Regions from separate parts of the Homo sapiens genome. Here region 1 is linked to region 2. The links are chromatin loops, found by intact Hi-C in ENCODE. Cell type or tissue: ascending aorta. All regions are shown on one strand. Links, peaks and the distances in the headings refer to the core of each region. The heading gives the core; the rest is flanking DNA.

What was found. A loop is a pair of places that touch in the nucleus more often than their neighbours do. Peaks named below come from ENCODE experiments on the same cell type or tissue, not always from the same donor. Only the 100,000 strongest peaks of a DNase experiment are listed, where the experiment ranks them.
Region 1: it touches region 2 in a loop (14-fold over the local background); 3 of 110 quality-filtered maps call a loop at or near these places.

The regions. Positions count from the first base shown.
Region 1 is chr18:11,177,415-11,180,333 of GRCh38, reverse strand. No RefSeq gene overlaps it. Among named protein-coding and RNA genes, the nearest start is that of PIEZO2, 29 kb to the right of the region's middle. In ascending aorta, for the core only: no CTCF peak of the experiment used is centred there; DNase peaks (open chromatin) are centred at 1,043 and 1,123; H3K27ac peaks cover 2,500 bases.
Region 2 is chr18:11,323,129-11,326,047 of GRCh38, reverse strand. No RefSeq gene overlaps it. Among named protein-coding and RNA genes, the nearest start is that of LINC01928, 130 kb to the left of the region's middle. In ascending aorta, for the core only: no CTCF peak of the experiment used is centred there; no DNase peak of the experiment used is centred there; H3K27ac peaks cover 375 bases.

The DNA.
Region 1 (2,919 bases), core at 153-2,652, 150 kb after region 2:
TGACAGGTCCATAAATCATCATGCCCAGGCGGTTTTGCACCCTGTGGAGTCACTGGCCCTGGGGTTTAAGCCCTGGGTTTCATTGCCTGCTTTAGAGGGCGAAGCCAGAAAATCTCCTTTGGATGTAGCTGTAACTTTCTTGTTCATGAAGCCTACTGCAATCTCATGCCAACCTGGTTTTTCCTGTGGCTCTCTTGGACACTCGTTCCTTAAGCCATAGGTGTTGTGGCATGAAGATTTTATTCTATAGGTAACGCAGTCCTTCTGTCCTTGCAACTATGAGCTTTAAGGAGAGAAATGAGGTTTCCAGATGAAAAAGAATGCAGAATGACCAGTTCCTACAAAAGGGCAGTATCTTTTCCTTTTATTTATTTATTTATTTTATTTTTATTTTTATTTTTATTTTTATTTTTAGGGACAAGCTCTCTCTGTCACCCAGGCTGGAGTGCAGTGACATGATTATGGCTCACTGCAGCGTCAACCTCCTGGGCTCAGGCAATCCACCCACCTCAGCCTCCTGAGTGGCTGGGACCACAGGTACACACCACCATGCCTAGCCCATTTTTGTATTTTTTGTAGAGATAGGGTCTCCCTGTGTTGCCCAGGCTGATCTCAAACTCCTGGGCTCAAGTGAGCCTCCCACCTCAGCTTCCCAAAGAATAAGGATTACAGGCGTGAGCTACTGCACCCACCCTATTTTATTTATATTTAATTTACAAAGCTCTACATGGTACCCCTTAGGTCCTGGCATTAGTAAGGCCCCACAAAGGGTCATGTGGACCATTCCCTGGGTAGTCCCCTATAAGTCCTCACCTTCCACACTCCCACTGCAGTCATCTGTGACAGCTGCCACATGGCTTCTCCTGTCTGCACCAAGCAGAGGTGGCAATGTTGGAGAAATGCCCACCTCGACGTCAGTTGGCTCCACTGTAAAACCACGTCTCTGACTTCAGTTGGTACGTAGCTGTGGGCGTTCATGCCGTCACTAACCCCAAAGGAGAACTCTAAATGGTGACTGTAAAGCCTCCTGGGATTCCTGTGAGCTGGACGGGGTGCTTTTACATGGCCTCACTGTCCTGAGGCAGCAAGTTAGTTGTGAAAGGGCACCAGGCCCCAGAGCCACAAGAAAGGCTGCATTGAACCACGTGTGTATTTTCTTATCTCTGCCGAGCGCCAGTGTAACCAAAACTTGTCTGTTTCTCACATTACAAAATCCTAAATAAGCATTCTATCAGGCCCCTTAAATTAGAAACCTCATCAACAAGACGTTCAGCCAGCAACCTTGCCATTGCGTAACAAGGATGGCTAGCCACCCACACCCTCCCGCTCCATGGAACCTAGACTCAGCCAGCTGTGGGTTGTGCTGGGCAGAAATCGTTGTGTCGGTTACTCTTGCTGTTTGATTTATTCTCCTGGTTGATTTAAGTCAGAGAAAACTGTGACAAAGTGACAAGGAATAACACAATCAAAGGACCTGGATGCAAAAACTGCTGGACCACTTATGTCTTCAGGGATTTTCTGCAGCAGTGAATGACATGGGCTTGGCAATTCCCCTTGGGCCCTTGGGGCCACTGGCAAACTCCCTGATGAGAAGAATCACAGAATCAAAATACAATACATATGTTAATTCTTCAAAACATTATCTGATCATGTTACTTTATTTACGTATGGAGCTTTTTTTGAGTCCTCTGCAATCAACCTCTCCACTTCTTCACTGAAATGCGATCATCCTTAATTCTTCTCTGTTCCTTACCCCCACATTCATTCATCTTTCTTTCCAATTTTAACTAGGATCTTTTTCATATTCTGTCTCCAGGATCAGTACCATTCCAGACTGTTGCTAGAAAAAGTATTCTGGGGCCGGGCGCGGTGGCTCAGGCCTGTAATCCCAGCACTTTGGGAGGCCGAGGCGGGCAGATCACGAGGTCAGGAGATAGAGACCATCCTGGCTAACACGGTGAAACCCCGTCTCTACTGAAATGCAAAAAAATTAGCCGGGCGTGGTGGCGGGCCCCTGTAGTCCCAGCTACTCGGGAGGCTGAGGCAGGAGAATGGCTTGAACTCGGGAGGCGGAGCTTGCAGTGAGCCGAGATCACGCCACTGCACTCCAGCCTGGGTGACAGAGCAAGACACCAGAAAAAGAAAGAAAGAAAGAGAGAGAGAGAGAGAGAGAGAGAGAGAGAGAGAGAAAGTAATCTGAATCGCAAATCTGATGAGGTTCCGCCTCTCTGCGACCCCCTTTAGGGCACCTCCATCCAGCAGAGGAGCCGGACTCTCCCACTTCGGCTCCTGGACTTCTTACCCCGGCCTTCCTGAGGGCAGCCTGACCTCAGTCAGAACCACCTTGTGTCCCCATCGGAGTCTTTCCTGTCTTTGCAGATAATGAAGGTCAGCCAGATTCTCCCACTCTCCTTGTCTCTCACAACTCAGATTAAACCTTCTCATCCCTCTCTCCCTCCTCATAACTATTAGCACTGATCTCCACCACAGCCAGGCAGAAATCAGGGCGAAACGTGTCATAGCTCTTGGCCATTTGGTCACCTGTGCCTTCTCTCTGCTAATCCAGCCCCTTGAGGACAGGATGGGCCAGGTCTATGGCACCCGAGAGACGGGGTTCTGCTGTTCTCTGGGCTTGATCGTGGTCATCTGTCTGACCTCTTCCTCTTTGAATAACCTCCTCTGTCAGCCAGAGATGAAGTCACCTGTCTTGCAGAGTTACTGTTAGGATTAAATGAAACAGTGTAAACATGTTTCTAACATAGTGCCTGCAAAGCAGGAAGTGCTCACAATGATTTCTGTGTTAATGTCCTTATTCCAACAGACTACCTGACAAGTCCTCCATTTAACATTTATTCAGTCAGCAGCTATATATTGAGTGCCTGCTATGTGCCAAACACCCTACTATGTTCTGGGTACACA
Region 2 (2,919 bases), core at 107-2,606:
GCTAACATGGTGAAAACCCATCTCTACGGCCAGGCGTGATGGCACACACCTGTAGTACCAGCTACTCTGGAGGCTGAGGCAGGAGAATCACTTGAACCCGGGAGGCAGAGGTTGCAGTGAGCTGAGATTGTGCCACTGCACTCCAGCCTGCATGACAAAGCGAGACTCCATCTCACAAAAAATAAAATAAAATAAAAAATAAAGAAGATACTGACTTCATTGTATGGAAGAAAAATAATGTTTCCACTAATAAAAAATGTTCAGAAGGTGACAGGAAGAGGTAGATCTTAGGATGCACCTGACCCCAGCTCCTAGCAAACCTCAGGGCTTTTCTTTTACTGTCACCTGTCTCCATGTGGAGAGAGGGACAGAGACACTCTGGGCAAGGATGAAAGGACCATTCACTTCATCCTCAAGCATCTGAAGCTCCAGTCTCAGAGTTCCTTCCTGCTCAGCATCTTCTTACATCATCACTCATAAATCTACTTTTAATGTTAAATGTGATCAAGATTATCGCCCATCATAATAGACATGTTCCACAAATTTAAGCCCTATCTCTAGAAAGGCTGTAGACCATCATTTTGCTCTGAATCAGCAACGGTTTTGAGATTTTTGTGGCTTTTTTAGCCCATTGAACTAGCATGAGTCAGCCAGTCATTTTGAAACTGACAAAAGAGAAATTTGACTTTTGAAATTTTTTACACTGTATAGCACAGTGACTGTCCCTTGCCACCCTGCCAGCGTCCCACTGTCCTTGAGTTATATCAAAGCTACATATGTTGTGGGCCGGTCTGAGGCATTGTGGGCTATTTGATCCTTGCACTCTTCCACATAACCACCTGACACATGAACTGTGAAAATCTCAGTTGAGTTTGTTTAGAAAACCCTCACATGAGAAATACTCTTGGCTTTCTGAAGAACAGTCAGCAATTTCCCAGAATTTAATAGGAGTCAACAGGATTATACCATCATGGATATATGTCTAGCTAACTGTGATACAATCTTCTGGAAAAAAATAATGGAATTAATGTAAAATACTGGTAATGCCTGATATTTGACAGAACAGTAACACAGGGCCAAATATTTTTTTAAATGTTACGTGCTTGCATCCTTGGCTTTCGGGGTGAGGGGATTGAAAAGACTAATCTTTAAGATTTCTTCTCCTGAGAGCAATCCTAGGACTCTGAGACCACGTTTCCCAGTGGCTGCAGGTGACTGCTAAAGCTCCAGTGACCTCTTGATTTGAGACTCAAAGCTCTGTGTCTTGTCAAGATCAGCCAGGGCCTGGCACACAGGAAAATGTTTGCCTTCATGGCAGATAGTTGTTGAAATCTTACACCCTCCCATGATTATTATGGCGAAATCTTACACCCTCCCATGATTATTATGGCAGGCAAAACCAAACAACCCTTGAATCATAAATTTTAAACAACTGAAAAAATGCTTTCAGAGCCAAGAGAGGCTTTGATTTTTTCCCTTGTTGAAGATTTTTATCAAATGAGATAGAGAGCATTATGCTTTCTTCTTAACCATCATCTCCAAGGAGTTCAAGAAATTGTGGCTGGGTAGAGGCCCTTGGGATTCTCCTTTAATGATTAAATTAAAGAATGATTTGAAATGACTTTTTACATATAACTAACAATAATATTAAATTGTTGTTAAGTTCTGCATATAAGTATTACATCATGAAATACACCTAGAATGTTATATAACACACATAATATGTAAAGGAGCTACTTGTTTTATCTCCTCTTTGCAAATGAAGAAAGGATGCTTTAGACAGGTTGGATAACTAACCCAAGGCCACAAGTAACTAATCTGCAGAACTGACCTACCTGCCTCCAAAGCTCGGATCTTAACTACTATACTATATGGCAACCCTGGGAAAATAGAACAAAAAAACCTAACTTAAAAAGATACAACATATATCTGAGTTCAAATCCAACCTTCATCACTAACTCACTTCAAAAAGTGAGATTTTTGACAAACCTCACTTTCTTTAGTCACGAAGCTGAGGTGAGTTTTGAATGAGATAACGTATACAGTGGCACTCAGCAGAGTACCTGAACAAGATTAACTTGTTAATTGTTAACTTCTTTCCATTAAAAAATGAGATTTTCTTGGGGCAGGTGTGAACATCGCAGCTAGTGAGTGAGACTGCCTAAGCCCTCACTGCCCAATACGGTGGCCACACGGCTAGTTAAATTTAAATTAGATTTAAAGTTAAAGAACAACCTGTGTAAAAAATAAATACTACATGTCATGGAGGGATCTGTAAACACCAAGAGGAGTATGAGTCAGAACAACTGTGTGAAAGATAAGGTCAGATGGAGATAAATCCCTGGGGTGCCAAGAAAGCCCTGGGGGTGGGGGCGTGGAAGCAAAAGACAGCGGGTCTCTGCGAGTCACTCTTGTTCAGTCTCAGGACCCTGGGAGACACTCATGGTTTCCTGGGCTTTTTCCCAGGAATTTGGCATTGAACTTGATGTTAATCTGAGGGAGTTTCCAGTTCCTGGCTGCGAGGCTGGATGAGGACACGTGGCCCCGAGGCACAGAGAGCCCAGGGCTGTGGGCAGAGAAGAGTCAGAGCCTCAGGGGCCTCGCCCTGTCCAGAACTCCACGTGACATGACGCCCCACAGAGCGAACCTCTGACAAACAAGCATGGGGCCCGTGTTGCCCTAGTGGATGGAAATGGACGTGGGAAGCAAGGTATGGTACAGATGCTGCCTTAGAGAGAAAGATAATTACAGGCAAAACTGAGCTAGACGACTCTGCTCCAGTTTGAAAAGTTTGCCATTTGAATGGCAAAGACTGAACAGCATATAAGCGTCCACTTTCTGACAGTAACCACCTACATATGGTCAATTGTAACTATTTACACTAATAATATATGCTGGGGATTCTCTGTCTCCCCATCT